Regions from separate parts of the Homo sapiens genome. Here regions 1 and 2 are each linked to region 3. Evidence: chromatin loops called from intact Hi-C (ENCODE). Cell type or tissue: gastrocnemius medialis. All regions are shown on one strand. Links, peaks and the distances in the headings refer to the core of each region. The heading gives the core; the rest is flanking DNA.

What was found. A loop is a pair of places that touch in the nucleus more often than their neighbours do. Peaks named below come from ENCODE experiments on the same cell type or tissue, not always from the same donor. Only the 100,000 strongest peaks of a DNase experiment are listed, where the experiment ranks them.
Region 1: it touches region 3 in a loop (9-fold over the local background); 6 of 110 quality-filtered maps call a loop at or near these places.
Region 2: it touches region 3 in a loop (7-fold over the local background); 6 of 110 quality-filtered maps call a loop at or near these places.

Annotation. Positions count from the first base shown.
Region 1 is chrX:18,695,500-18,702,271 of GRCh38, forward strand. It overlaps a transcript of PPEF1 not described here. Among named protein-coding and RNA genes, the nearest start is that of PPEF1-AS1, 6.2 kb to the left of the region's middle. In gastrocnemius medialis, for the core only: no CTCF peak of the experiment used is centred there; DNase peaks (open chromatin) are centred at 3,667 and 3,984; H3K27ac peaks cover 600 bases.
Region 2 is chrX:18,829,686-18,836,457 of GRCh38, forward strand. It overlaps LOC124905254 (a long non-coding RNA gene), which reads left to right and starts at 2,440. Exons shown (of 2, transcript XR_007068404.1): 1 at 2,440-2,487; 2 at 3,425-6,062. It also overlaps the pseudogene BLOC1S6P1. RefSeq lists an enhancer at 3,330-4,253. In gastrocnemius medialis, for the core only: no CTCF peak of the experiment used is centred there; DNase peaks (open chromatin) are centred at 3,506 and 3,896; H3K4me3 peaks cover 1,002 bases; H3K27ac peaks cover 2,577 bases.
Region 3 is chrX:18,891,713-18,898,384 of GRCh38, forward strand. It overlaps PHKA2 (phosphorylase kinase regulatory subunit alpha 2), which reads right to left. Exons shown (of 33, transcript NM_000292.3): 30 at 5,451-5,621; 31 at 3,426-3,479; 32 at 2,492-2,692; 33 at 586-1,943. The coding sequence ends at 1,773. PHKA2-AS1 (PHKA2 antisense RNA 1) reads left to right here. Exons shown (of 3, transcript NR_029379.1): 2 at 1,493-1,626; 3 at 2,435-3,263. Among named protein-coding and RNA genes, the nearest start is that of PHKA2-AS1, 4.8 kb to the left of the region's middle. In gastrocnemius medialis, for the core only: CTCF peaks have their summits at 4,131 and 4,334; DNase peaks (open chromatin) are centred at 2,581 and 4,109; H3K4me3 peaks cover 241 bases; H3K27ac peaks cover 2,828 bases.

The sequences.
Region 1 (6,772 bases), core at 586-5,585, 200 kb before region 3:
TGTCTGCCACAGTCCTCAAATAGCTGTTTCATGGATTCTGTCCAGGTTTTATAGCTTTGTCCCATGAGAGAGAAAGAGTAGAGTGGGTAAAATGTCCCTTTTCCATCTTACCCAGACCAGAACCTTCTGTGAAGCTTTTTGATTTGATTTATGAACATTCAGGGTTAATTTAAGGAATTTCTTTAAACTCAAGCCATCGAGGACCAAGCTAGGGTTAGATTAAGCAGTGGTCCGAATTAAAATTCTGATATCTATTAATCTATTTATTAAATCACAACCAAGGAAAGCTCAACTTTTGTATCTAAGATGGAGCCTTTCGAAAGCTGAATTTCCCCACCTTAAAACGTGATGGCTGTTTTAGCCTGTCATTGTGGCTGCTCACCAGGTGACCCCAATAGAAACATCTGGCAAGCACTGACTTTTATGAATTTCTTCCATCTGATAGTGACTCATAACCCACTTTTAATTTCTTTTAATGACTTCCTAATGACTTGCCAGATCTGGCCTCTCTTTTCTCCTAGTTAATGTGATTTTTCAGTACCCAGAATTCACCCTTGAAAATATGCTTGATCCTTTCTCTATTTAAGTGAAAAATTACTTGGTATTCCTTTCTTCTCTTCACAAGGGAGCAGGATCTTTAAATTAGAGTCCTTCGATTTTTTTTTTCTTTTGAGACAAGGTCTTCCTCTGTTGCCTAGGCTGGAGTATAGTGGCTCTATCATGGCTTACTGCAGCCTCGATCTTGCAGGCTCAAGTGATCCTCCTGCCTCAGCCTCCCAAGTAGCTGTGAGAACAGGCATGTCCCACCACACCCAGCTAATTTTTTTTTTTTTTTTAGTAGAGAGGTCTTGCTATGTTGCCCAGGCTGGTCTCCAGCTCATCAGCTCAAGCAATCCTCCTTGCTCAGCCTCCCAAAGTGCTGGGATTACAGGTATGAGCCACTGCCCCCAGCCTTTTTGAACTTTTTTCATCATGGACCCCTCACAGTAAGTTTCGTGAGAATGGACCAAGCATATTTATTTATTTACAGCTAATACTGCTGAACTCATTTATTGTGTACATGATCAAATATACATGGAAATAGAAAAGTTAACAAGAATAAGAAAATAGATAAAAATATGAGTTCTGATGTTTTGCTTTCTGCTCTCCAGCAGATCTCTGTGCATGTGCTGTGGGGAAGCTACCCCAGTTTTGGAGACTACTAGGGGTTAGGAAGTGGTGATTGGGTGTGATTGCTTGCCAGTGGCCCCAGCATCAGGAGGCTAGCTCAGAGTCAGAAGAGCTGGGAGGCCAGCCCTGTCTGAGCTTCCCCCCTTTGGTGCTACGGGGCTTCGAGGTATCAGGAGCCACAAGCAGACACCTTAAGTACCCACCATCAAATAGATCTGCACATGCCGCTGTTTTCTTAGTCTCCTCTCCAGTCCAGCTGCTTCACCTCAATTCTAGCATACTCCTCAGGGTATGTCATGATCAATAATGGGAGCTGCCCATTAGAACTACTTTGCCTTGGCAGAAATTGGAACTGTGGCCAGCTCCAGGAAGCTTGTGAAATAGGAGAGGCTTGCCTACAAATCCCTCTCTCCCTTGAGAGGTAGCCAGGCTTCTCCATTCCCCTCTGTCTTTCCATAGTTTGCTATTGCCATGGACTAACTAAATGTCCTGGGTTGGGATCCCTCAGAAGCAGAGCCTGAGATAAACATTTGAGAGCAAGTTTATTTGGAAGGCAGGAGCAAAGAAAGTACAGCAGTGGGGAAGTGAGAAAGGAAGGGAAGGCAATCAAGAGAGATTAAGTCCAGCCTGAAGAGGTGGAGAGGGCAGCCATTTTTCAATCTTAACATCCGGGCACCTTTATGTAATTGCAGCATTATCATTAGGAAAGAAGTTCATTTTGATTTCTAGTTCCCCTCTCCCATTTCACACCCTAGTTAAGTACTGTAGAATATGCATAGCTATGAGAACCCCCTCTTCCCACCTCTTTTCCTCTGGCTGATGCCTAGTCAGTCATCAGGTCTCGGCCCGTGCATCACTTCTAGGAAGCCTTCCGTCATCCCCCTTTCTGAGATAGGGCTCTTTCTCTGCGCCCCTGGAGTGTCTCGTACCTGTTTTATTAGATATTTTATCATACCATATTGCTTTCATTTATTCATGTAATAGATATTTATTATGTGCCTGGCACTGTTTTAAGAACCTAGTATGTATATTTCAATATCCAATCATGTGTATTTTTTTTTCTCTGCCATTTGTGTCTCTGTCCCTCAGTAGCACCTGCTACATAGGAGGTGCTTGCCACATAGGAGGTTTAAAACTGTTAACATCACTCTGCCCATCATTTTTTCTTTTTTCAGGCTGGGAGAACACATCCCTGGTCAGCTGTAGGAAAGCCAGAGAGCATTTGAGAAGAGGCTGAAGCTTGAATTTTGCAAACACACAAGGTGCTGACTGAGGCAGTAGAGTGTAATGATTATAATAAGCAGGGGTTCTAGAGCCAAAGTGCCCGGGTTCAACTCCCAGTTCCACCCCTCATTTGCTGTTTGACTTTAGGCCACAATTCCTAATGGGTGAAGAGGGATCGTAATAGTATATACCTCAGAGGATGGTGTGTGGATTAAATAAGATTAACATATGTAAAATTTAAAAGTACCTAGAACATGGTCAGTGCTCAATAGATATTATCATTATTGTGATTTATTCACTTACATCAGTGTTGGTTCATTTAACAGTTGGAGGCTGACCATAAGACCCCTTTGGTGCTCACAGTAACATTTCAGTGTTCTTTCTACAATGGAAAAATACAATGAAGTTATTCATTCAAAGCAAATTCTGAGTTTTCAACAAATCACATAAAGGGCACAGCCAATCCAATTCGTGGTCCAGGAGCTGGCCATTAAAATAACAACCTAAATCATGAGTTTTTTTTCCCTGCTTTCCTTTCTTTCTGTGGTTAAACAAATATTTGGTGAGTACCTCTTTTGCATTCAGTAATGAGTAGGTTTAAAACTGAGGGTGTGGCCAGTCGCAGTGGCTCACACCTGTAATCCCAGCACTTTGGGAGGTCAAGGCAGATCACCTGAGGCTAGGAGTTTGACACTAGCATGGCCAACATGGTGAAACCTCGTCTGTACTAAAAATACAAAAATTAGCTGGGTGTGGTGGTGTACACCTGTAATCCCAGCTCCTCGGGAGGCTGAGGCAGGAGAATCGCTTAAGCCTGGCAGGCAGAGGTTGCAGTGAGCCCAGAATGCACCACTACACAGCCTGGGTGACAGAGTGAGACTCTGTCTTAAAAATAAGAAAACACACACACAACTGGGGATGCCAAGAGGAATGAAACAGATCCTTTCCCTTTAGGATTTCACATGTAAAAGGGCAAATTACAGCACACTTTGAGCAGCTCTATAATTGGACGCACACATGGCTTTGAGAGCCAGAAGACAGAGTGACTAATTCCCCTTTGGTGATTCAGGAAAGGCTTCACACAGAGGAGGTGACATTGGAACAACTGTATCTAGACATAGCCATAATTTAATGGCTGAGGATTGAATAGGCATTTGGTTGGGAGAGCCAGCTGTATAGCTACATTGTCCACTATTTTTTTTGGAGCCTGAGTAATTATGCTATCATTTACAATTTGTGTAGCAGCCTCATCAGGTCCTACTCTTGGCGTCCCCACCATGGAAACCTGAGTGGTCGTATTGCCTCATAATGAGGCCCTCTGGTGATGTTAATATACTAATAGGACAGAAGCCCAGAGCCACCTTGCCAGTTATTTTTCAAGTAACTCCATCCGATTAAATGGCAAACTAGGTAACCACTTTACTAGATCTCCCGTGGCTCTCAATTGCAGAAAGGAATCGAGCTAAAGAGCAGCTTGGGTGGGGTTATGAAATGTTTATGGCTGGAGTCCTGTAAATTTTAGCTGGCAAAGCCTAAGACCAGTAAGCTTGAAAACACGTATGCTGTGTCACCAGCTAGGAAGAGTTTGCCAGGGAAACTGCTGGCAGCGCGGCCGCGATCAGTATAAGACTCTGTGAACAAGAAGACCACCACTAGATTGCCTCGAACATAGCAGAACTGTGGCTGCTGGCATCCATTACTGCCATGGGCACTTTGAATTTTCAAGTATGTCTTTCTCCTCCCCTAAACTCAGCAAGATTACAGGCCAACTTTCCTTTCCCTTTCTGCTGATGAAGGGAGGTCATTCTCCCTTCACAGGTAGGTTCTCCAATAAGGAGCTACTGAACAGCTGGTGGAGTATAAATGTCTTATGACCCAGTGGCTGCTCCCTCAAACCCACACCTTTCTAGAACCAAGGAAAAATGTTTAGTTTTTCCACTTCTCTTAATTGTACCAGGTTAATGTAACGTTTTCTAAAAATTATCCTCAGTTTACCTAAAGAGTGCTTTTCTGCTCTTATTTACTGAAATTCTCTTTTCTATTTTGTATTGATGGCAGATTATGCACACAATAGCGTGGTCCTGCCCATGCGGAGCCTGGTCCCTTTGGAAGCAGTCACGTGGCCGCTGACTTTGCAGCCCATTACTTGAGTGCATCTCCAGGCCAGGAACAGAGCAGGGCTGGGGCAGAGAGCTGTGCTCACGGCCAGTGCATTGTCTCCCAGATTCGTGGCTCTGGGCTTGCCTTCCCGGCTGAAAGGCAAAGCAGCCTGGCCCTGTTCTAGTTATTTCTTTGTGTATATATGTTTGTTTATTTATTTAAGCAAGAGCTCTCTCTGCAGAGTGGGGTGTGTGTGTGTGTGTGTGTGTGTGTGTGTGTGTGTGTGTGTTTGTGTGGGGTGCTTCAGAGAGGGCTGAAATTGTACCTCTTTTCTTTCAGCCCTCTGCATTTCCCCAGAGAGAAGGTTTTTTTCTCGTCTTCATTTCCTTTGAAACACCTGGGGTGAGGAAAAACCTCTACATTGGCCAAGCAGAAGAAACAGGTAATATGTTTGTTTATTCTTAGGCATTTGGGGCAAGCAGAAGTCTACATCATAAACATATATCGTGTGGCAATGGAACAGGGAATGTGTACTCCTTGGAGTATATCTTACTGCTTTGCAATTTCTCGGAATGATTGTTCTCAAAAATGCTGGTTGTAAATCAGTTGCCATCAGTTGAAGAAGACGTACAGATGACTTGGCAATCTGAAGGATTGTGGCCTATTTCAAATGAACTTGATATTTGGAAAATCTCCACAGTCACTTGGATTGAGAGCCAGAAAATGAGGGAAGGGGTCCTTTGAGAAACCCTTCTAGGTCCCCTCAGGGAGTATTCTCCAAACTCCACTGCACACCTTCATATTTAGAAATCTTCCTTTAGTTCCCTTGGCGTCTTGTCGTCTTAGAGGTTTCTAGCTATCTGTAAGAATGGAACCAGAATTCCTTACAGTGTTCAAAATTCTCTTTAGTGATTTAGTTCGTATGCGAACTGATCAGATTGGATCCTGAAACCAAGGCATAGCCTTTTAGTGGGCAGACATTTTTGTTCTTTAATGATTAAACAGAGCGAGTCTTCAGTTCTGCCACTAATCAGCTACGCCAGGGAGTGTGTTATTTGAGTCTCAGTTTTGTTCATCTGTAACATGGTGATGACGATACTACCTTGAAAGTTTGCTGTGACAGTGAACTGAAATAATAGAAATATAAAGCACCCACTATGCTGGGTAAATAGTAGTCCCTTAATAAATAGTAGTGATTTTAGCTACTATTATGATTACTGGTATAGCATTCTTTCCGATCTTAGACCTCTCAAGGGAAAAGAGCCCATTGCTTTGCGACTCTTAAATTATACCAGAACCTGTAGGTACCCAAAGGGTTTAGTCTTTGGGAAGCCCCAGACAAAGCATTCTGAAGAAAGAGACTTGAACAAACACAGTGGGTTCCCACCCATGCATGGCCCCTCCTAACTCATCAGCTAAAAACAGTTGGTCTTTGTTCAAGCTAGTTTTTTCCCACCACTCAGTCCTCAGTACAAGTCAGTAAGATATGCATTATTATCACTGTTTTCTTATGAGGAAACTGAGGTACAGGGGAATTAATGACTAAGAGTTCAAACTCCTGTTGTCTGACTTCTAAACCCAAGGCTCCACTGGGCCAGCATTAGGCAGTTAGGAACAATAGTTCTTGAGATGCTTTACTTCAAAAGGGCCCCTTGCTAGGCTCTTTGGGAAATAGTGGTCAGCTCTTTCTGAGAGATTCACAATGTATGTTCATATATTAAAGGCTCTGAGAAGTCCTGCAGTAAAGAAACCTGTCCAGCTCTACATCCCCTGAACTTATTATGTAATAGTGGGACCTTTATTTTGGCCTTAGTCCTAGAATAATAAACCACATAGAACTATTCTTCCACAAACACACTTTGGAAAACCTGGCACCAGGCCACGCTGTTTCCTGATTACAATCATGTCTGATATACCAGCAGACACTTTCAAACACCTTCTGGTGGTCAGTATAGTTTCCTCCCTTTTCTTATCCTCTCATGTGGCGAGACCCAGGAAGAATCACCAGCTTGGTCTTACAGACCTCCCCTTACTCATTTAAGACCCCAGACATAAGTAATTGCTCCACTGTTCTACTGGAAAGGTAGTGATGGAAGGGAACTCTCTGGCACGGGCTGCCAGGGACTCCTCTGCCTCACCCTATGCCTCTGCATTATATTTAGGCCACAGACATCAGGCTATAAAACCTCTGTGGCAATGAATACCAAGCAGAATGCAATAGGGTGAGCCTGATGAGGCATCTGTTCCTCATGCTAGCACAATCTACGGGGGAAGAATT
Region 2 (6,772 bases), core at 1,137-6,136, 63 kb before region 3:
TGTCTTTGGTATTCTGGATTTTGATCTAGAAAGATTAATAAGAAACATAATGGACACCCCAAGTTCTAATGCATGCAAATATAGTCCCCCTTTAGGGACTCCAGACAGCTATGTATTCAAACATTATGGTCCATTCTTGTGCACGTTTTTAAACCTATGGGCAGATTATACCAAAGACTTGGCCAGGCACGGTGGTTCACGCCTGTAATCCCAGCACTGTGGGAGGCCGAGACAGGTGGATCACTTGAGGTTAAGAGTTTGAGACCAGCCTGACCAACATGGTGAAACCCTGTCTCTACTAAAAATACAAAATTAGCCCAACATGGTGGTGCACACCTGTAATCCCAGGTACTCGGGAGGCTGAGGCAGGAGAATCACTTGAACCCAGGAGGCAGAGGTTGCAGTGAGCCAAGGTCACACCATTGCACTCCAGCCTGGGCAACAAGAGTGAAACTCCATCTCAAAAAAAACAAAAACAAAAAAAGATTATACCAAGGACCATTTGGAGTTCCAGTGGTCTTTATGTGGACTGTTCAAGCCTCCCAAGGTTGTTTTTATTCTTTTATTTTTTTTATTTTTATTTTTTGAGAGGGAGTCTCGCCCTGTCTCCCAGGCTGGAGTGCAATGGTGCAATCTCGGCTCACTGCAACCTCTGCCTCCCGGGTTCAAGCAATTCTCCTGCCTCAGCTTCCCGAGTAGCTAGGATTACAGGCGCGCACCACCACGCCTGGCTGATTTGCATCTTTAGTAGAGACGGAGTTTCACCATGTTGGCCAGGCTGGTCTCGAACTCCTGACCTCGTGATCCACTCGCCTCAGCCTCCCAAACTGCTGGGATTACAGGCGTGAGCCACCACGCCCAACCTCTTTTTATTCTTAGAACTAAATTAGCAGACTGTAGCTATAGGGTTAAAGTCTGAATGGGATGTATATAATTGATTAGCATGTAGAGGCTTCTAAGCTCTCTTTCTCTCTGTCCTCCCCTGCCTACTTAGAATCTGCTGACATTTTTGCTTGGTTACCTGCCCAGGATTCCAAAATAGCCTTTTTAAAAGCTTCATTGCAAAGAGCTAATGAAAGGCTAGAAATGGAAGATATCCCCCACACCAAGGATGGTAAAACTGATGTAACTCCTACTGCTCCTCTCTATCCTACTTTGCCTGAATATTTAGTCTATTAATACTCTGTCTGAATTGCCCTTCTTCTGTGAAAAAAAAAAAAAAAAAAAAAAAAAAAAAAAACAGTTAAACAGTTTCCTTGTAGCATAAAACCATCTGAAAATTCAGGAGACAATCCTGGAGTGATTTACATTGCCTGGATAAAAACAGCTCAGGGCCATAGGTTAAAAATTTTGCAAACCCAGGGAAGACCTTTAATCTGAAGAATTCACAGTGTGTTTTTTTTTTTTTTGAGACGTAGTCTTGCTCTTGTCACTCAGGCTAGAGTGCAGTGGCGCAGTCTCGGCTCACGGCAACCTCCGCCTCCCAGGTTCAAGCAATTCTCCTGACTCAACCTCCTAAGTAGCTGGGATTACAGGCACCCACCACCATGCCCGGCCAATTTTTGTACTTTTAGTAGAGACAGGGTTTTGCCATTTAGACCAAGCTAGTCTCGAACTCCTGACCTCAAATGATTTGCCCACCTCAGCCTCCCAAAGTGCTGAGATTACAGGCGTGAGCCACCATGCCCAGCCAGAATTCACAGTCTTAATTATAACTTAAGATCCCGGGATGGGGGCCGGGCGCGGGGCTCAAGCCTGTAATCCCAGCACTTTGGGAGGCCGAGGCGGGTGGATCACGAGGTCAGGAGATCGAGACCATCCTGGCTAACATGGTGAAACCCGTCTGTACTAAAAATACAAAAAAAAAAAAAAAAAAAAAAGCCGGGTGTGGTGGCGGGCGCCTGTAGTCCCAGCAACTCAGGAGGCTGAGGCAGGAGAATGGCGTGAACCCGGGAGGCAGAGCTTGCAGTGAGCCAAGATGGCGCCACTGCACTCCATCCTGGGCGACAGAGCAAGACTCTGTCTCAAAAAAAAAAAAAAAAAAACAAAAGATGCCGGGATACCTGATCTACACCAACTAATTTACATGTTGGTGGGATCTGGAAAGCCCAAAAATAGATGAAAGAGGCAGAATGGTATTTTCCTAAGAGTTATATTAGTGACCTGACAAGCCCCACCTGGTCCATTTACGGGTCAGACAAACCCTGAAAGATTGCAAATGACCTTAGGAAAGCTATTTCCAAAGTATTTCAGCTCTATGGCAACCAACAACCTAGAATGACTTGTGGGCCTGCCCCAGGGCATTCCAATAAGCAACCCCTAAAACTGCGGTTTCGAAAAACTAGTTGTCATTTGTGCAAATGATCAAAACATTGAAAAAGGGACTGCTCCCAAAGAACTTGAGAGAAGCCCTTAAAAACAAGCTGCCTACCTCTGATCATCTCTATGTTAACCACCAAGACTGACAGGCCTCCGAAGACAGCTCTGGTAAGTTTCTACTGGTTAGTTTTTGCCCTGTTTGTTAAAAAGCTCTGCCCTGAAGGCAATGATCTAAGTAAGGAACAGGATTTTGAAATTCTTTCTAAGAGAAATTTATATCTGTAAAGGAAATCTCCATTTGTAAGGCTATCTCCCTCTCTGCACCTAAACCATTAGAAACTTTTACAATGAGAAAGGCACTGGCTTAAAAGCTTGCATATCAACGTTTACCTTTGTTTAAGTTGCTTTTCCTGTCCATCTTTTTTTTTTTCTGAGATGGAGTCTTGCTCAGTCGCCCAGGCTGGAGTGCGGTGGCGTGATCTTGGCTCACTGCAAGCTCTGCCTCCCGGGTTGGTTCACCCCATTGTCCTGCCTCAGCCTCCCCAGTAGCTGGGACTACAGGTGCCGGCCACCATGCCCGGCTAATTGTTTTTGTATTTTTAGTAAAGACGGGGTTTCACAGTATTAGCCAGGATAGTCTCGATCTCCTGACCTCGTGTTCCGCCCACCTCGGACTCCCAAAGTGCTGGGATTACAGGAGTGAGCCACCGCGCCCGACCGGGCAAATGAATCTTAATGAAAGCAATAAGATCTGCTTCTTTCTGTGTGTATGTTTGTATATCTATGTGTTATGTGTATCTGATATTTTCATACCAAAATATATAAAAGAGCTCTATTTAATTGGCTTAAAGAAAAAGTGTTTAAAGTCATTAATTATAAAGCAAGCATATTTTTCCCCTAAATTTACTAGTCAAACAAGCTTATTACCTCTTAGATGTATAATAAAGCTATAAAGCCAACCAAAGAGCAAAATACATGAAAAAAAAAAAAATCTTGATACCTATCAGTCATGGTGATACAGAAGGGCTGGGCTCCTGGCTAAACCCAACCCATAAGCCTGGAACCTTGGCCCTAAGTGAAAACAGCTGACCCCGTTTTTTTCCAGCCAAATGTTGCCGTTTTTGGCCTGCCCTGCCCCTATCCTTTGCCGATGAAAGACTTCAGCTGGCAGAGCAACACAAGTGGCTGAATGTCAAGGATACAAGCAGCTGAGTGGTGAGCAGAGAAGCAGTGCGCGTCAGAGACTATGGATAGACACGGCTAACTTCAGGCGGTGCGGCTTCGGAGAGGAGCCCAGCCAGAGACGGCCGGGCTTCAGGGAAAGATCACCCTCCCATCCCCTTTCCAGCCTCCCTTTCTGCTGAGAGCCACCCACCGCTCAATAAAGTCTGCATTCATCACCTTTCTAACAGTTCATCGGACATGAACCCAGGTTCTGAGAGGGCAGGGTTTGCCACCCTGACCCTCCACTGACCTGGTTGGCACTTGGCCATCCCCGGATGGCAGAACTGAAAGAGCATTGGTCGTAACATGCTTGGACGCTGCTGCAGGGCCCACAAGAGCCTGCTCCCACCAGAGAAGAGTGACCAGTCGGTCCCAGGATTCATTTGCTCTGGTTCCTGCACTCACTCGCTTGCACGCTCCCTCCTGCCAAGAGTAGCCAGTGCGGGCTGAGTGGAATGAGCTACTCCAGTTTCCGCCCACGAAGGAGTTCAAGAGAACTAACCCGTCCCAATAGGAAAGGGAAAAAAAGCAGAGTGGAAGAACCATGTTTAACCTATTAATCTTTTTGCTTCTGTAATACTTATAGTTTCCTGATTTTTTTGAAAAATAACTTGAGGTGATGGCTAGCTTTGCTTAATGAACAACTCAAGCATAATTGTTAAAAATGAGTAAATTAGGTGTATGTAAATGGTATACAAATTGATAAATGAACTTTTCAGTTTTGAAAACCTTTTACCGTAACTTAAAGTCCTGTTATGATTAAGTAATATTCATGAACTGTCTGAGTCATTTCCAATTAAGTTAGAATACTGAAACATTAATTTGAACGTAACTTTAAATTTATTTTTGGCTTCTTAAATTTTATAGAAAGACTAAATATGGCTGGGTGCAGTGGCTCATGCCTGTAATCCCAGCACTTTGGGAGGCCGAGGTGGGCGGATCACGAGGTCAGGAGTTCCAGATCAGCCTGGACAACATGGTGAAACCCCGTCTCTACTAAAAATACAAAAATTTGCTGGGCGCGGTGGTGGGCTTCTGTAATCCCAGCTACTCAGAGGCTGAGGCAGGAGAATTGCTTGAACCCAGGAGGTGGAGGTTGCAGTGAGATCGCGCCACTGCACTCCAGCCTGGGTGACAGAGCAAGACTCTGTCTCAAAAAATAAGATAAAATAAAGACTGAATATATTTTAGTCTATTTAAAGAAAAGCTATGGAAAAATAAATATATTTTGGTCTGTTAATATGAAAAATTGTACTTTGAGAAAGTGCATATTTCTAGAAATTATGAAACTTAATTTATAGAATACTGATTCACAATTGCTAAGGATTAAAAATTCCAATAATAAAACTACTATAAAGGAATTCTGTATGCAAACTAAAGAAAGTAAGATGTGTTTTGGTGAGGAAAAAATAGAAGGATACTTTTTTCTTAAAAAGAATAATTTTGTCTAATTTGGAGGTTATTTAAAAGTTGTTTCAAAATAAGGATTTTGGAAGGAAATAGAAATGAGGTAGGGAGGAACCAGTAAGAGGGATGTCAAGAAAGTTACAAGTATGAAAACGTATGTTTGGCTTAAAAAAAAGTTGAAAAGAGAAAAAGTAATTTTTTTTTTGTATGAGGAAGAATTTGTGTTGTCAAAATGATAAGGGAAAAAGGAAAGTAAATTTTTGTCATAAAGTAGAATGATTGGTTGTTCCAATATGAAAAAGAAGGAAGTATAGAACAAAACTGAAGGTTTAAGCAAGTTGTACAAGATTTGAGCAAGTTCTAAGAGATCTGAGCAAGTTGTAGGTGTGTAGGAGATGAATCCTATGAAAAGAATTTTGTAGGCCAGGCGAGGTGGCTCACACTTGTAATCCCAGCACTTTGGGAGGCCGAGGTGGACGGATCACTTGAGGTCAGGAGTTCGAGACCAGCCTGGCCAACATGGCAGAACCACGTCTCTGCTAAAAATAAAAAAATTAGCTGGGTGTGGTGGTGCATGCCTGTAATCCCAGCTACTCGGGAGGCTGAGGCAGGAGAATCACTTGAACCCGGGAGGCAGAGGCTGCAGTGAGCCGCAACTGCGCCATTGCACTCCAGCCTGGGTGACACAGCAAGACCCTGTCTCAAAAAAAAAGAATTTTGTATGTGATCAAGTTGGCAAAAATTGGAAGGGAATTATTTATAGGGTTTTCTAAAAATTAAGCTTTGAGATCAAAAGTACACTAATACAAAACTAAAATTTAGTCCCCTATGTTAAAACAAGGTTTTCTTAGAGTATTCATCTTTTTTTTTTTTCCGGAGACCTTTTTTTGTATTAAATGTGTAAACAGTAGTCCTCATTTTACAAATTCAAAATCAGACAAATGTATGAGGGTGTATAATTGGTATATTTATAAACTGTATCACCCAAAAAACCACTGCGATCACAATCTATATTACATTCAACGTTTGCGTATTTACATGATACTTACTGCAAAGTAAATACAAAATGAACTCCCATCATCTTAGTTCAGAACACAGGTGATATAATTTCAGAACAAAGGCAGTTTTTTCAACAACAACAACAACAAAAAAACAGAAGTCTCCCAAGTACCAATTCGCTATTTTGTGGAAAAATACAGAAAGACTAATTATGAGTTCCATTCAGGTTTAGTCAGTAAGATATGTTGTTTGTTTTTTTTAGAGACAGGGTCTCACTCTGTCATCTGGGCTGGAGTGCAGTGGTGCAATTATAGCTCACTGCAGCCTCGAACTCCTGGGCTCAATGAGTCCTCCCACCTCAGCCTCCTAAAGCACTGGGATTACATACATGAGATACCACACTCAGTCTAGTAAGATATGTTTTTGTTATTGAAATACAGCTAAAGTTATAGATTTTAATCACCAAGATAACAGTACTTCTGGTTTATAATCGACCTTAAGATAGTGGATACTAATATATATACATTTTGACATTTTTTTAAAAAGTCTTCAAAACTTAATACAATTCTGAAAGTATATGTACCTTGCCATCCGTTCAATAAACATGATTTATTTTTATACAGGTCACAAAATTTCAATTAACTAGAATTCTATATCTATTGCCTGCCTGCTAGGTTTCAGTCTTAAGTCTGACTATATCAAAAACAGCAGTTCAGAATTTATTTCATAAAATTAATCCCAAAAGTTACTGGGTAGCTTTTAAAGTATTTTATTGTTTATAATACAACTCACTAGATAGTCTATACCGGTGGCTCCTGACATC
Region 3 (6,672 bases), core at 1,673-6,672:
TGCTCTGGTCAGCGGCTGTTGTGGGATGGGGAGGGAACAGGGTGACCCAAGGGGGCAGGGGCCTGGTGCCATGTCTGCTCATGTGCCGCCCTCCTTGTCTCTGGGATCTGCCCCCAAAATGCAAGAAACGCGTAAGCCCACTGTAGCAGATATGGAGAGACTCCGGGGGATTTTCCTTTACCTAACTACTCTGCACCTCTGCAAGGGAGAGCATTATGGTTTGGAAGAAATGGAAACGGCATGGAAGTCCCATGTGGGCAGAGCCTGCACACCAAACCCTTCTAGACTGCAAAGGGTTTGACTCAGCCCAAAGAGGACTCTGCCAGGAAGCTGTCAGGCACCTGAGGCCACCTGCCTCTCCTCCGCTTCAGGAATAACCATCAGTACTGCATCTTGGCTCTGAGGGGCACTGGGCATCACGATGCCCACTCGAAGCAGCTAGGGCACGTTGATCTCTGCATCTCCATACAGATGTCCGAGGAAATGATCCCATAGCCTCATCTCTGTTTCAGAGGCAGAGGCAGAGTCCACCATAATCTAGCCCATTGCTCTCAACCAGACAGAGCGCACCTCCTGGCCACTAGGTGAGCATTTGTCTTTCAAGGTTTATTATTTACAGAAACTGTTTTCCCATTGGTTTTGTTTCCTTCCCCCAAGGTAAGACAATGCCCGGAGAGAAACTCCATTGCTAGGGCATTGGCAAAAGATTTGCCAGACCCTGACACCTGACTCAACCTTGCTCTCCTCCAATCGGTGCCTCCAACTGCACCCACCCAAGAGAGTGAAGACCAAAGTGCTTCTACCAAGAGGGTACAGGTTCCTAGCCTGGCTCTATTTTTCAGAGGGAAGCATTGTTTCTGCGGGGACATGCCTGTTCACTTCCATGGCACTGCTGACTTGTGCTCACCCTATGACGCCTCGCCCAGAGCACAGGAGGACAGTATCCACTGCGGGGCGTTCACCCCACGCGAGCGGGGACAACAGGTCTAGCCCTAAACAACTGCTTGCCTGGCTATAAGAGGAGCCTTGTCTTTTTTTTTTTTTTTTTCTAGATTCCAGAAGATGCAGTATTTTTCCTAAGGCAGGAGAAAACCCTAGTTCATAGACAGCCAGGATAAAAACCCTGGAAGACCATGAGCCAAGGTGAACGAAGAGGAATTTTCTAAATCTTGGGGACAGAGAATTATGTTACATCAAGGCAGCCATGCCAATAAAATGGAAGGCTATGAAAGCAAGCAAGGCACAAGAAAACCCCCATTCCACAGAGAGACACAAGTGTTCTATTTGGTGAAGAGTTTGGTGCACAGACAGACTGCATCCTGTGAAGAGGTGGCCCTTGTCAAGGCTACTGCCGCCAGGAGGATCTTTGCATCTTTAGGATGTGTCACTAGCTCATCGAAACTATTTCTGTAACTCTCTGCAAGAGCCAATTTAAGCTGGCGTCTCAGTTCCCTCTGCACTCAAAAGAGACCAATTTCCAATTCCTCCTCAGAGTCCGTGAGACCAGATGCTACAGCAAATGTTCCAGAGAAATGAACCTAGAAAATGATCCCGGGGTGCTCCTTGCGGGGGAACACAGGACTCCTCAGCTCTATCTCTGTGGCTTTAACATACATCAGTTTCAGGGTGAGTGCTACCATTGCCCCCCGAGAGTGTTTCTGATGGGACATGCTTTCCTGATAGCACAGGGGATCTTGGGGGACAGAAGGTTCCCAGTAAGGCTAGGGGGCACGTGACAGATTGAGAGTGTGATCATGTTTCCAGGTGAGACCCTATTGCATCTGGCAGCCCGAATTGGGCAACAATTCCTGCAAATAAGAAGCCACTGCTCTTGTTAGGTAGGTCATCGTCCCATAAGCCCCACTCGGAGCGCTGTCATAAAAGAAGTGGCAGATTCCTGTGGCTTGGTCTTTCTCCAGGGTGTCCATGGCACCAATTGACACCTGCAGTAGGAAAGGGCAGAGGGGACAATAAGCGGAGCCCCCACTCCCCGTCACGCTTCTGCGTGGTGGTGGCAGCGGGTCAACATGGGCAGGGGTGAGGGTTGCTCTAGTAGAGCCTTGGCCTTCTGAGAGGCTCCAATTCTGAGGGCATGAGGGCACGAAGCCAGCGCTGCCAGGGGGAATGCCCTACCTCTCTGGGCACTGCACTCTGTTATCACGCACCCTAGTTTGTAGCTCCTGACTATAATGAGGACTACTCTGTTGAACTTGACTTTGTGTACAGGGTAAGGGGTTCACCCATGGTCACATGTGTTGCAAGTGGTGGTGTTTGGACGAAAACCTGCATTGAGACAGGCCTATCCATCCCCAAAGGTCTTGAGATTTCCCAAGTGGCCACTGTACCATTTTCTAAGCAAGTGGTTGACATTTTTTCCCCATCATCTGTGATGACATTTTCTTGGTTCGAGTATATTCTTTCCTATTGGACACAGAATCTCCAGCCTCAACAGAGATAAATGCCAGCCAACCCAGCTCCCTGGCACCCCCACCTGGTCCTGCAAGAACAGCTGACTGGCCATCTGCACGATCTGGTCCACGTGGATGATGCCCCCGATGCTGGTCATCTCCGTGTCCGAGAGCAGCGTCAGCACCATGATGGCTTCCACCAGCAGCTGCCGGTACTCGGGCTGCGGCACGCGGTTCAGCACCGATTCGACATGGACAGCAAACTTGATCTCATGCGGGGTCATCTACCAAAGGGACAGGCAGGCAACCACCAGTGAGAGGACAGATGCAGCCCTATCAATCAATCACCGAGTAACCAAGGGTGACCGTAGCAGTGCCTGGGCTCGGGGCTCAGCGCCACTGCTGCCCCTTTTCTGGCCACTCCCTGGATCCTGCTGGCAGTGGCCCTCAGAGCAGGAGGCTGGAGTATGCCTCCAGGAGCCAGCCTGTCCTCGCCTGATTTATCTACCCTTCCCCCCATCGACTACAGCTTCCAGGGAGCAGGGACCATTTCTGGTTTCTCTTTCCTCTTCATTATTCCTTCCAGCATGAAGCATGGTGCTTTGGGTGGGGTAAAACTAAAAAAAAATCCATGTTAAAAAGAATGACAAATCACCTAGGGACGATTACTGTTTTTAGTTGGAGAAAAGGGCCGAGAAGGCTGCCCATGGGGCAGGCCAGGGTGGCATGGAGATTGGCTCCTTTCTTTCACCAGGGTTCTAAGGGGTGTCTGGCAAATGCAAAGAGCTTGCTAGCCCAGAAATGCTGAGTCTCAGGTGAAGAAAAAGGCTGATGCCAATAAATGCTGGAAAGACATTTTTGCCAAATATGAGGGTGAAGGGGCTAGACAGCTCAGAGCTACAAATGGCCTGTCAATTAGAATGAGCCCAAAAGGAGCACAAGAGGTCAGAGTCCATGCAATGAAGCCCTTATTGTGAACCCACAGAGGGGCCCGCCTCTGCGTTTTTCTCATCGTACCTCTCGGGTCGTCGAGGATGGGAGGACATAACCATCGATGGAGAGACCGTGGCACTGGAGGCAGAATAGAGCGCATTTCAGTCAGATTCCAGAATGGGATAAGCACATGCATGCACACACAGGCGTGCATGCACACACAGCACCCTCTGCCCTGGAAACCCATATGAGGGCTGGGACACGCCAGACTGTCAGAGTTATTTTTAGAGAGCTTGTTCTCACTGCCCACAGGCTGTGTTTTCGATGGAACAATTCTAGGGAACCCAGCAGGCATCTTTCAGATCTCCCCCGAACAATGCCCTAGGGGGCTGCCGAGTCCTCCCGGGAGGCTCCGCATTGTACTTGGCAACTGGGCCCGGGCGGCTGCGAGGCCCCTTTGGTGCCATAATAAAGGGGGATTTTCATGGCTCCTGCTGGGGAAGGGATGCTTCTGTGCCTTTGCAGGCATCTATTTTTGAGATTTCTATAATAAGCACCAATCACAAAAGCCTCCAGCACATGCACAGACATGCACATGCACACCCATGTATATAAATATCGAGTGCCAGCTCAACACAAAATGCTTTTTCATAATAGAAATATCTTGGTATTGCGCCAGTGAGTCCGAGCGGAAGCATGTGATGCCCCAGGAAGAGTGGGGAAATTTTCTAGGAACAGCTTGTTCTAGTCTAACTGGCCACCTTCTAAATCCCAGCACCCCGGCCTGGAGCGTCCCCAGTGGGCTGAGGGCAGAACAGCAGTGGACACTCCCACCCCCTTAAGAGAGGCGGGAAGTGGAGCAAGCACCATGAGCCCCTGCAGGATCCTGCCTGGGTCCCAGGAGTCCAGCTGCTCGGGCAGGGCCTGCTCCGACCTCCTCACATCCCTCTGCGGTGGCCGTGAGGAATACCTTGGGGCCCATGAAGCACAGGGGCCCCTGTTACAGAAAGAACCTTGAGCAAGTGGTGCCATGGCTTTGGGAAGGGGGCTGTTGTATGCTGTCACTGGGATTATTTTTTCTCTTCTCTCCCACTGTGAAATGAACTAAAAAATAGTTCTGGGGGGAAAAAAATGTCTTGGTTTGCACAGCTTTTAAGCGAGGCACACTGTCCTTCCATTCAAGGGAAAAGACAGGGAGGGCCTGGTGCAGCCCAGGGAGCTGCATAAACTCTCTCGGGCTGATGCAGAAGGGAGACACTGGGGGGGTACAGAGAATGCTGCCCCCCTCCTTGACAACAGGCGCTCAGGGAGGTGCTCCTGTGCTCAGGTACAGGCACCACAGTTCCCAGGGACAACAGCTGGGGAGACGTGAACGGCCCCAGGCAGATGGGAAGCGCAACAGCCGGCTGGCTGAGGGGAGTGGGGCCCCAGGGTGTGAGGGAGATTGTGCCTTCAGGGCACACAGGACCTGGGGCTAAACTGGAAGCTCTCCACCTCTGTACACCTTGGGACTGAACACGGCAGGTACCCTGGGAGGGTGGGGCTCAGTCACATCGCTGAACAGCAGGGACACTACTCCTGCCTGGATGTGCGGGAGGCTGGGGGGCTGGCCTACTCCAGGCCCCTCCTGAACTGTCATTCCAGGTTCCAGGCCTGTAGGTGCTGCTCTGGGTGGTTTTACAGGGTTTTCATCTGAAGCCTCCCAGCCTTTCCCTGTTCTTCTATGTTCCTAAAATACGTCCAAGTTGGTCCCACACAACCACAACCTAGACTGCCACCTTGTCTTACTTGCTGTGGTTCTCAACTGGGTTGATCTGCCTCCCACGGGATGTTTGATAATGCCTGGAGACACTTTTAGTTGTCACACGGGGGTGGGGTGGGGAGAAGAGATGGCTGCTGGCATCTGGCGGGTAGAGGCCAGGGATGCTGTAGACATCCTACCACGCACAGGCCCCCTAGCAGAGAATGCCTCGGCCCCAGGTGCCAACAGCGCTGAGGCAGAGAAGCCATCCTCAGGGCTGTGTGTTTGCTCGCCTGGAGGTGCCACCATGCCTTGCCAGGACAGTAAGGGGACGGTTCACTTCCCCAGGAGCTCGCGTCTCGGCTTACCTTCTGGAGGATCTTCCACACCCTCTGGTAGAATCCCACGGGGACCCTGTTGATGGCCCCATCCAGCCTTCTCCTGCGCAGCCACTGGCCCTGCCGCTCACCCCAGCCGATGTGATGTCCTCCCGAGTCTGAGGATGACGTGCCAGTGGGCGAGGATGGGGTGCTGGACCTCTGCAAGACAGACAGCTTGGGGCCTCAGAAGCCACGCAGCAGGTGCCCCAGGGAAAGTGCGCCATCTCGAAGGGCGGCCCTGCGACCTAGGCACAAATGCCAGAACACCACTCGCCAGAGAGGAACACGGTTCCTCCAGTCCACCTTGTCTGTTTCCTCATGTGAGATGACTCGCATACTTTGGGTTGATCACTTCATTCCATGTTGCACTCTGCCCTGCCCCCCGAGAGGCAGTCCCACCCCCAAAGCTAGAACCCATAAGGAGGAGGCCGAACAGGGCGAGCACGGGCTTGGGGGTCAGACTGCCGGAGTGCTAATCCCCACTCAATGCCAGCGGTGCCAAGGACACACCCGAGGCCGTCTGGCCCTGCCATGAACACTGATTCTGGGCCTCAGTCTCATCTGCACAGTGGGGACACAGTCAGGCATCCTATAAAGAGCTGCCCGGAAGCCTTCACCACGTGGAGACACAGAAGCCCCTGAGGCATACCTAGTGTGCGCTAAGTGCCCATGAGGGGCAGCTGTCACCCGCACGTGGCGCCTGTGCCACTGCAGTGGGAGAGCTTTGAGGGTGACAACGGGCCCTCGGAGCAGGCATCCATGGCTCAGGGAGACAAACTCCATAGTGCCCACTTCATTGCTGCAGTGCCACAGAGAAGTGACAGACACGTTTCCACAGGACAGGAACCACAGAGAAGGCAATACATGACACGGGGGAAGACAAACAGTGAAGCCCGCGTTTAGTGGCGAGGACCTCGCAGATCAGGGTCCATCCACCCACCCTTTGCAATCCCATTTCCGGCTTTCCCTATTCTTGGCACTGGGCTTTATCTTAATTTGGGGCAATGGCTGCCTCTGAACTGGGGCTGACTTTGCTGAAGTGAGGGAAGAGGGCGCCATCTCCTTCCCACCTCAACATTGGCTGGACTGATTCAGGCTCCAGAGGGGGACACTGTCTGAGAGGCTCCCCACCGCTGGCGGGGCGGGCCTCTGTGAGTGGGGGCGCATCCCCTCCCTGCGGCAAAGCTCCCAGCCTTCTGTCTTGCCCTGC